2 separate regions of the Homo sapiens genome follow, and region 2 is linked to region 1. Evidence: chromatin contacts called from ENCODE POLR2A ChIA-PET data. All regions are on one chromosome and are shown on one strand. Each heading gives the region's core, a stretch centred on a gene start or an enhancer-like site at or near the end of the contact. The rest is flanking DNA. Distances are from core to core; before and after follow the strand shown.

Region 1 (5,020 bases), core at 1,032-3,531:
CTGGGGATTGGCGACTCCTGAAGTTGGGGCAGTGGGATGCTGACAGGCAGAAGCTGAGGTCCTCAGTCAGTGGCCTTTCCTCCTTCTGGGTGCCCAGCCCCCTTTCCTCACCTGATACCCAAGCCCACCACTTTTATTTTCTGGTGAGGTGGGTTTGGGAGGAAAGAGAGGCCTAGAGGAGGAGTTGAAAGCTCTGCTGTTGTCTCACCCTATCTTAATGAGAGACAAGTGAGGTGGAGGGCCTGCCCCCCCTCCCTCCACCAGACACTCCTTCCAGGCCTGAGCCCCAACCCCTCTTCAGGCCTTCCTTCCCTAGCTGTGTCTTGGTCTTCAATCCCAGAACAGGACCTGTGAGCAGCTGCATTGGCCTGGAGCTGGAGAGTAAGGCTGTAGGATCTTTGGAATCTCTTGGTTCCTAAGAGTTTCCTCAGAGATCATACCTCCCCAGAGGGAAGCAGGAATGAGGCCAAAAAGTGTGCATTGGATAGGGGAACAGCAGGCAGGGCTCTGGGTGACGCATGCCTCTGGTCTAATAAACTGGGTTTCAACCATCTCCTCTTCAGTGTTGTTCTCTTATTTGAAAAAGTATTTAGATATTCTCACTAAGTGCCTAAAGCTGAGCTTGGTTTGGGGCCAATTAGGGGATGAGTAAGGAGAAGGTTTGAGTAGGGACACTGTGGTCCCCCTGGGATGGGACAGGCTGACCATTATATCAGGAATAGTTTGAACCACTGGGCAGGGAAAGAGGGAGAAGTCAAAGGCAACAAAGTTCCAAAACAGAATCCCCAATACAAAGGATGCTTTAGAGAGAGAGAGCAGAGTCAAAATTCAAGATAAACTGGAACTTATCATAAAATCTGGAAGCAGGCTGGCACGGTGGCTCATGCCCGTAATCCCAACACTTTGGGAGGCTGAGACAGGTGGATCACTTGCGGCCAGGAGTTCGAGATCAGCCTATGCAACATAGTGAAACCCCCATCCCTATTTTTTTTTTCTTTTTTGAGATGGAGTCTCGCTCTGTCGCCCAGGCTGGAGTGCAGTGGCGCGATCTCGGCTCACTGCAAGCTCCGCCTCCCGGGTTCACACCATTCCCCTGCCTCAGCCTCCCGAGTAGCTGGGACTACAGGCGCCCGCCACCACGCCCGGCTAATTTTTTTGTGTTTTTAGTAGAGACGGGGTTTCACCGTGTTAGCCAGGATGGTCTCGATCTCCTGACCTCATGATCCACCCGCCTGGGCCTCCCAAGTGCTGGGATTACAGGCATGAGCCACCGTGCCCAGCCCCCCATCCCTATTTTTTAATATTTAAAAAAAAAAAAATCTGAGGCCAGGCACAATGGCTCACACCTGTAATCCCAGCATTTTGGGAGGCTGAGGAGCACAGATCGCTTGAGCTCAGGAGTTCGAGACCAACCTGGGCAACATGGCGAAACCCCATCCCTACCAAAAATACAAAACAGTCTGGCATGGTGGTGCATGCCTGTGGTCCCAGCTACTTGGTAGGCTGAGTTGGGAGGATCACTTGAGCCTGGGAGGCGGAGGTTGCAGTGAGCTGAGATGGTGCCACTGCACTCCAGCTTGGGCGAGAGAGAGACAGACCTCATCTAAAAAAAAATAAAAAATAAAAAATAATAATCCGGAAGCAGGTTAGGTCAGAGAGAAAGTTAGGATGAAGTTCCCACGTGAGGTACTTATTGAGGCACTTTATCTGTGGAATGAGTCCCGGGCTATGAGCAAGGGTATCTGGAATCTTGGCTTCGGCTTTATGGCTAACTTGCTGGTTGACCTTTGCCAAGTCATTCACCTGTGAGTTCAGCTTTCCCATTTGTAAAATGGAATAAACTGTGTTTCCCTCCTCAGCCCCTGATAGTTATAGCAGTAAGAAAACGAAACGAAAAGCAGTCAAAGCGTTTTGGAAAGTTAACGCCATGCGCCAAGATGAAGCTATTACTCCAAGCCCCTCTTCATCAGAGGGCTCGAGTTGGGGTTGAGACTGGGGCTGAGGCTGTGGTCCGTCCCCCTTTCCAGGTCCTTGTCTTCCTCCCGTCGGCCTGGGGGCGCCCGCTCACGCGGCCTCTCTATTGCAGAGCTCTTCTCTATGGTTTTCCCTCCCGGACCGTGAAGGCGGGAGGGCGTGGCCAGCACGCCTTTTCCGCTAGTCGCCCCGCTCTATCCCATAGTCTCGCTGCCCTGAGCCTCCCGTGCCGGCCGGCCGGCCGGGGGAACAGGCGGGCGCTCGGGGGGCGCTCGGGGGGCGGGGGGAGTTCCGGTTCCGGTTCTTTGTGCGGCTGCATCGGCGGCTCCGGGAAGATGGCGGCCCGGGCGGGTTTCCAGTCTGTGGCTCCAAGCGGCGGCGCCGGAGCCTCAGGAGGGGCGGGCGCGGCTGCTGCCTTGGGCCCGGGCGGAACTCCGGGGCCTCCTGTGCGAATGGGCCCGGCTCCGGGTCAAGGGCTGTACCGCTCCCCGATGCCCGGAGCGGCCTATCCGGTGAGTGGGGCAGGAGGAGGGGCGCGCGGGCCGGGGGCGGGGCCGAGCGGGGACATGGGAGTGACAGGGGTGGGGGGAGAAGTAGGAGGGACTCCCTTGGGAGGGGTTCGGGCTCTGGGTGGGGGTTGGGGGAGGCAGTGCGCAGAAAGAGAGGGGGAGGCAGTTACACACCTGCTCCTAGGGGCATTGTTTCCCTGGGGAGTCGGTAGAGAACCTGGGTGGGTGAAGTGGGTCCAGGGATACCTGTATGAGGGCCGGAGTGCAAAGGGGCTTGAGCAGCTCCAGTGATCAGAGGAACACAGAACGTGTAGCTGACAAATTGAGGTCAGCTTCTAAAGAGATAGTAGCTAGCAGAGTAAATGTGGAACTGGCGATGTCCGATGTGTCCCATCCAAAATAGACTGAGAATTTGAGTATAATCTGGCTCTCGCTTAGCTTTTGGACTCTGTTTTTCTATGGAGTCACTACTGGAGCAAAGGGTTCTCCTCTCATTGTCCTCCATTCCATCCCTAAACCTTACTTCATTCAAAGATCTCAGGCGTTCCCTGCTTTTCTTTCTTGATGGGGTTTAGCAGGTGAAACCATGACATCTCTGGGTCCTCTCCCCTCTGTAGAGACCAGGTATGTTGCCAGGCAGCCGAATGACACCTCAGGGACCTTCCATGGGACCCCCTGGCTATGGGGGGAACCCTTCAGTCCGACCTGGCCTGGCCCAGTCAGGGATGGATCAGTCCCGCAAGAGACCTGCCCCTCAGCAGATCCAGCAGGTCCAGCAGCAGGCGGTCCAAAATCGAAACCACAAGTAAGATGATCCTGGGGCAGAGGGAGGGAGGGAGGGAGCCTGGGAGGACACAGGTGGTGGGAGTACCTGAACCAAGAAGTGGTGGTGCTGTGTCAGCAGATGGTGCTACAGAACTCATCCTTGAGAATGCTTGGTGGTGGTGGTGGTGGTGGTAGTTCTTTGAGAGAAGCTTTGCAGTCCCTTCACATTACTATAAATGGACGTGCTGACAGCTTATTTTCACGTTCTGACTAGTTCTGTCCCAACCTGATAATAGTATTTATTCCCAACAGTGCAAAGAAAAAGAAGATGGCTGACAAAATTCTACCTCAAAGGGTGAGTCCAGGCTATATGTCTTCTGGAAAGTGTGGTGAGTTTGAGTATAGAGATGATCATCCTAGATTTCAATTAATTTTTCTGTTCCTAAGATTCGTGAACTGGTACCAGAATCCCAGGCCTATATGGATCTCTTGGCTTTTGAAAGGAAACTGGACCAGACTATCATGAGGAAACGGCTAGATATCCAAGAGGCCTTGAAACGTCCCATCAAGGTAACACAGGAAAGTACTAGGCAGAGAGCCAAAGGAGAGGACCCAGGAACCTTCAGCAGAATTAGGATGAGAAATCAAAGGCACAGCACAACTCTCCTTGGCATTTAAATTGCATCTCTCCCTTCCGCCTACAAACTGAGAATTACATTAGGAGGATAAGAACAGAATGGCAAAGGGGGAGGGGCTCTTGATGTCTCTTGCACTACAAATATACCCTTGTCCATGTTTTCGCTGTAACTGCTCTGCTACCTTGGGAACCTGGCACCTTGCATGACTTTGTCCACCTGGCATCCCACTATATGCACTTGTACTTAGGCTGATGGCCAGTACTCCTCTTCTAAATGGAATCTTCATCCACCCACCCAAGGGACTGGGTAGACAGTAAGCCAGTCTGTTAGGAGTAATTTTGGGGTTTGGGGAGACCGTTGTCTTCAACATCAGACCACTGAAGCCCCACGATCAATCCTGTTTCTGCCTTCCTCAGCAAAAACGGAAGCTGCGAATTTTCATTTCTAACACTTTCAATCCGGCTAAGTCAGATGCCGAGGATGGGGAAGGGACGGTGGCTTCCTGGGAGCTTCGGGTAGAAGGACGGCTCCTGGAGGATGTGAGTTCAAGGTCCACAATGGTTGGCATCTAGGGTGGGAGCTGCTGGGAATGAACAGTGTTGTCTGGTCAGCAGGAAGCCTAACTGGTGCTCACAGCTCCTTTTGGGAGCAGTAAGGAGAGGGACACTGTTCCCTGCACTGAAAGACAGTGGTCCTTTGTGTTTGCCCCCACACCTTTGGCCCTCACTGGTATCATATGGAGAACCTTATTGTCCTGGGATCTGATTTGTGGTTTACCTTCCTCTTGGTGCTGCTGGCCATTGGATTTAGCCATATCTGTAGATTATTTAGTTTTTTTTTTTTAATCGAGTTTGCACTTAATTTGAGGCTGTGTTTCCTCTCTGAGTCCTTGTGGTATCTCCATCTTCTCAACTTTCACTGGAGGCACCCCACAGTTTAAGTAGGATAGATTTCTCTTGACAGGCTCTTTGTTGCTTCCTGGGGAGCATCAGCTGACAGGTGATAGTCCCCAAACTTCCCACCCCAGAAGCTCCTCGGGGAAGCTCACCTTTCTCTCATTCCCTTACATTCTCTGGCTCTTATTTTTAGCTGCTCGCAGGCAAGCTAGTTGGAATGCACTTTTGCAGGAGAACC
Region 2 (4,906 bases), core at 536-3,035, 3.0 Mb after region 1:
AGAACCACCCTACTCCGCCTTCTGGAGGGCTGGCCAGCCCAGGCGGGTGGACAGCAAGACAGCGTTTGTCTTGGTGCTGTGCCCAGACTGCAGCTGGCGAGAGGATGGGGGTGGGGAAGAGGAGGAGAATGAGGAGGAGGAAGGGTGGGGTGGGTGGGGAGTGGGGGAGCAGGATTTCAGAGACTGGGCAGCCGGATGGGCTGTGCCTTCCCTCTGGGGAAGGGTCCTCAAAATGCCTGGGCGGGTCTTGTCCTGGGCCCTGGAAAAACTGGGCCTTTCCAGGTATAAGCTGTGGATAGCACCCACTGTCCACTGGGGACCTGAGACAGCCCTGTCTCTGAAGAGGTCCCCTGGTCCTCTTCCTTCAGGACAGGGGGAGGAGGATCCCAGGGCCCTGGAGCTGGCTTGGGGGAGCTGTGTGCCCAGGGGCGGGGTCTCCCGGTGAAAGAAGCCAGTGTCCATCCCTGGCCATGGCCTGCCTGCTTGGCTCTATATATAACTCCTGCCCTACAGCTGGATGAATGGGGGTCTGTGTGGGCTGGGGGCTGAGCGCCAAGAGCAACAAGTGGGGGGCCTGGGGGGTGGGGGACCAAGAGGCCAGAGGGGAGGTGCCCTTAAATAGCGCAACCTCAGCTGGAGCCTGTGCCCATCCACTGAAGGCCCCTCCACCTTCCTCCTGAAGCTGAGGGGCTGCCCCATCCTCAAGCCCACGAGAGCCCTTCACCAGGAGCTCAGTTCCTTACTCGGTCCCCTTCCAGGTGACTTCAGCCTGTCAGGCCTTGCCTCCCGTGGAGTTGGTGAGTGCGCTCTGGGATGGGGTGGGGAGGGCAAGGAACCTGGCCATGGTGTCCAGAGGTCTGGTGGCTCCAGAGAGGGCCCCCAGGAGATGACCTTGAACGGAGTGCTGTGGGTATTGCTCATCCTATGAGGAAAGAAAAAACTGTCTGAGTCCTCTGCTGATCTTGTGCCCTTGGGCCTGCTGGGGGTAGGACTCCTCTCCCCTTATCCAGTACAGCCTTCAAAAGGACACTGACATTCCCTTCCCCTGTCCCCAAGGCCCACATTGGTCCTTGCCCCTGCTGTAACTAACCACTCCCTTTTCCTCCCCCATCTCCCTCTAGCGGCGAAACACGGCCCCAGTCAGGCGCATAGAGCACCTGGTAAGGTGATGCTGGAGCAGGAGGGGGAAGCAGGTAGCTTTGGGAGTAAGGATCTAGATTTCCTGAAGACAAAAAGGGCATGGCTCTGGAGTGGGCAGTCTAGAGTAGGGGGTACCCAAAGAGATGTCTAGACACTGTCTGTTAACCACCAGGGATCCACCAAATCTCTGAACCACTCAAAGCAGCGCAGCACTCTGCCCAGGTAAGTGAGGGTGCTGGGGTGGTCCCACGTGACCCCCTTTCCGCCGGCCCCACACCTCAGCCCAGGGCACTGCCCCGCAACAGAGCTCCCCGGGACAGCCCCCCACCCCCAAAGCGGTATTCTCCCTCCAGACCGATCCACCCACCCTCAGGACCCAGCAGGCTTCACCTGCTGCCCAACAGACAGCCTTCCCGTCACACTAGCCACCTCCGGGTGCCCCGCCCCTGCGTTCATGCGTAGGCTCCTCCTCCCCAGGAGCTTCAGCCTGGACCCGCTCATGGAGCGGCGCTGGGACTTAGACCTCACCTACGTGACGGAGCGCATCTTGGCCGCCGCCTTCCCCGCGCGGCCCGATGAACAGCGGCACCGGGGCCACCTGCGCGAGCTGGCCCATGTGCTGCAATCCAAGCACCGGGACAAGTACCTGGTGAGGGGCGGGGCCATCAGGAGTCCGCCAATGAGAGGGATGTAGGGTCCAGATGGGCGAGGCTAATCACTGACGTCACCAGCGGAGGCGAGGCCGCCAGGGGGCGGGACCAGAGTGGTGGGGTGGGGGCGGGGCCCGGAGCGCGGCCTGGAGCGGAGCGGAGAATCCTGGAACGCTGGCGACTTGGCTGTGACTGGCTAGGCCGGGCCTTAGCTACCTTTTTATTTTCTTTATTTATTTACCTTTTTTTTGAGACGGGGTCTCACTTTGTTGCCCAGGCTGGAGTGCAGTGGCACGATCTCACCTCACTGCAACCTCCTCCACCCGGGCTCAAGCGATTCTCCCACCTCAGCCTCAGTAGCTAGGATTACAGGCGTGCGTCACTCACGCCCAGCCAATTTTTTTTTTTTTTTTTTTTTTTTTTTGTATTTTTTGTAGAGACGGGGTTTCGCCATGTTGGCCAGGCTGGTCTCAAGACTCCAGGGCTCAAGCGATCCACACCCGGCAAATTGTTGTAATTTTAGTAGAGATGAGGTTTCACCATGTTGGCCAGGCTGGTCTCGAACTCCTGACCTCAGGTGACCCGCCCGCCTTGGTCTCCCAAAGTGCTGGGGTTATAGGCGTGAGTTACTGCGACCGGCCTGCACCTTATTTTAGAGGAAGATTCTTACTTAGGATCCACCTCCACCTCGTGCCTCATTGCCGGAGATCATTTCTGTCTAAAGCCCTCCCCCTTTATTTCAGCTCTTCAACCTTTCAGAGAAAAGGCATGACCTGACCCGCTTAAACCCCAAGGTATGAAGGAAATGGCCTGCCCAACCATTAAACCAAGCCACCCCAACCCCAGAAGCCCCCAGCTTCCTCGTTATTAATAGTAGCAATTGGCATCTACTTCACTCTTAAGCACTTTCCCACTCTCCCATGATATATTACTGGAGACACCCCAAAACGTGATGCAGCAGGTATCAGCCCATTGTATGGATAAGGAAAGTGCCGAGGCTATCATGGACAACCAGCAGACCCCCAGCCTTGCCCCCGGACCCCTATGCCCTGTCCCCTTTCCACCCTGCCCATCTCTCTCTGTTGGTGGCCCCCGGCCCCAGTTGCACCCCTGCATTCTCCCCAGGTTCAAGACTTCGGCTGGCCTGAGCTGCATGCTCCACCCCTGGACAAGCTGTGCTCCATCTGCAAAGCCATGGAGACATGGCTCAGTGCTGACCCACAGCACGTGGTCGTACTATACTGCAAGGTGGGCCAGGACCTCGGGTTCCCTGGTGCCTGGAGGTTCCAGGTCAGCCTGGAGCTCCCAGACCCTCATCCCTGTCTCTCTGTCTGTCAGGGAAACAAGGGCAAGCTTGGGGTCATCGTTTCTGCCTACATGCACTACAGCAAGATCTCTGCAGGGTGAGGCTCCCAGCGCCTGAGTAGCTGCTTCCCCAGTGGCCCTTTCTCCAGCTGGCCCCTTAGGAACCCATCTCCCCTGGAGCCCACCTCTTCGTTGAGAGTCCTTTGCTGTCAGCTTAGCACTTCCACCTCCCTTTTATCACTAGTACTGCAACATAGTCTGCAGCAGATGGTCTGTAGAGTTTCCTGGGGCAGCCACAAACAGGGTGGTGTAAAACAGTGGAAATGGGCCGGGTGCGTTGGCTCACGCCTGTAATACCAGCACTTTGGGAGGCTGAGGTGGGCAGGTCACCTGAGGTCAGGAGTTTGAAACTAGCCTGGCCAGGTGAAACCCCATCTCTACCAAAAATATAAAAATATAAAAATTAGCCGGGCGTGGTGGTGGGCGCCTGTAATCCCAGCTACTCAGGAGGCTGAGGCAGGAGAATTGCTTGAACCCAGGAGACGGAGGTTGCAGTGAGCCCACACGGTGCCACTGTACTCCAGCCTGGGTGACAGAGTCAGACTCCGTCTCAAAAAAAACAAAAACAAAACAAAACAAAAAACAGTGGAAATGTACTCTCTCACAGTTCTGGAGGCCAGAAGCCCCAAACCAAGCTGTCAGCAGGCCCTTGCTCCATCTGAGACTCGGGATGGAATCCTTCCTTGTCTCTTTCTAGCTTCCAGTGGTGGGCGGCAAGCCTTGGCATTCCTTGGTTTGCAGACACATCACTGTAATCGCTGCCTCTGTCATCACATGGTGTTCTCCCTGTGTGTCTCTGTCTGTGTCTCTTCCTCTCTTCTTATAAGGACACCAATCATATTGGATTCAGGGTCCACCCTCCTTCAGTATGGTCTCATCTTAACTAATTATGTCTGCAACGGCCCTATTTCCAAATAAGGTCACATTCTGAGGTACATGTCTTTTGGGGGGATATAATTCAACCCATAAGATGGTTTTGTTGCCCTGTTTTACAGATGAAAAAACTAAAGTTCAGGGAACAATTGCCTGAGGCCCAACAACTAGTAAAGTGACTGTACATGGTGCTTCTCATTCTCATTACCACTACTCTGGGCTTCTTCTAGACTTAGAGAATCATATTTCTCCTCCATCCCCTGGGGCTTAGGGATGGGAGGCCAGGATGAAGATTAATCCCTAATCCCCAACACTGGCCTTGCTATCCCCAGGGCGGACCAGGCACTGGCCACTCTTACCATGCGGAAATTCTGCGAGGACAAGGTGGCCACAGAACTGCAGCCCTCCCAGCGTCGGTGAGCAGCCTGGGTGGGGATGGGCCAGAGGAGCAGCTCCCTTCATGGCTACCAAGGCCAAGACTCTCTTATTCATGCAGCACACTTTCACTGAGTGTGCCAAGCGCCGTGCCAGGTGCTGAGAATTCAAAGTGGACAAAGCCCCTGCTCTCATGGAGCTTTCATGCTAGTAGGGTGGAAGGCAGTAGACCTGGGAATAAATAGACGAGGAGATCAGTCATAAAGAGAACCTGAAGGACAGTCAGGGCCTGCCACTATAAAGTGAAGCAGAGCTCTGGGGAAAGAGCTTTGAGGCAGAGGGGAGCAGGAGGGATTGAGGTTAGATGCAAGGAAGAACTTTCTGGTGACCCGGAAGATGGGAAGGAAGTGTTGAGCAGAAGAGCGAGCCTTCTAAGGGTGGATGGTTGAAATGATACAAGGTGACCTCCAGAGGAAAAGGCTTATGTTCTCCTTGACACGCCC

The links. ChIA-PET counts read pairs that join two places held with the same protein, here RNA polymerase II (POLR2A).
Region 2: POLR2A ChIA-PET joins it to region 1 with 14 read pairs in activated B cell. The contact joins the promoter of TNS2-AS1 here to the promoter of SMARCD1 in region 1. POLR2A ChIA-PET finds 5 or more read pairs at or near these places in 2 of 52 experiments (GM12878 and activated B cell).

What each region holds. Positions count from the first base shown.
Region 1 is chr12:50,083,061-50,088,080 of GRCh38, forward strand. It overlaps SMARCD1 (SWI/SNF related BAF chromatin remodeling complex subunit D1), which reads left to right and starts at 2,282. Exons shown (of 13, transcript NM_003076.5): 1 at 2,282-2,486; 2 at 3,101-3,288; 3 at 3,561-3,603; 4 at 3,696-3,818; 5 at 4,303-4,425. The coding sequence starts at 2,310. ASIC1 (acid sensing ion channel subunit 1) reads left to right here. Exons shown (of 12, transcript NM_001095.4): 12 at 1-551. RefSeq lists enhancers at 775-1,507, 1,865-2,124, 2,974-3,705 and a silencer at 2,195-2,634.
Region 2 is chr12:53,052,653-53,057,558 of GRCh38, forward strand. It overlaps TNS2-AS1 (TNS2 antisense RNA 1), which reads right to left and starts at 1,786. Exons shown (of 4, transcript NR_033854.1): 1 at 1,669-1,786; 2 at 744-922. TNS2 (tensin 2) reads left to right here. Exons shown (of 29, transcript NM_170754.4): 4 at 759-797; 5 at 1,122-1,160; 6 at 1,313-1,362; 7 at 1,618-1,789; 8 at 2,534-2,584; 9 at 2,916-3,038; 10 at 3,129-3,193; 11 at 4,361-4,444. It overlaps MIR6757 (microRNA 6757), which reads left to right and starts at 4,292; the gene lies at 4,292-4,360. RefSeq lists an enhancer at 829-1,068.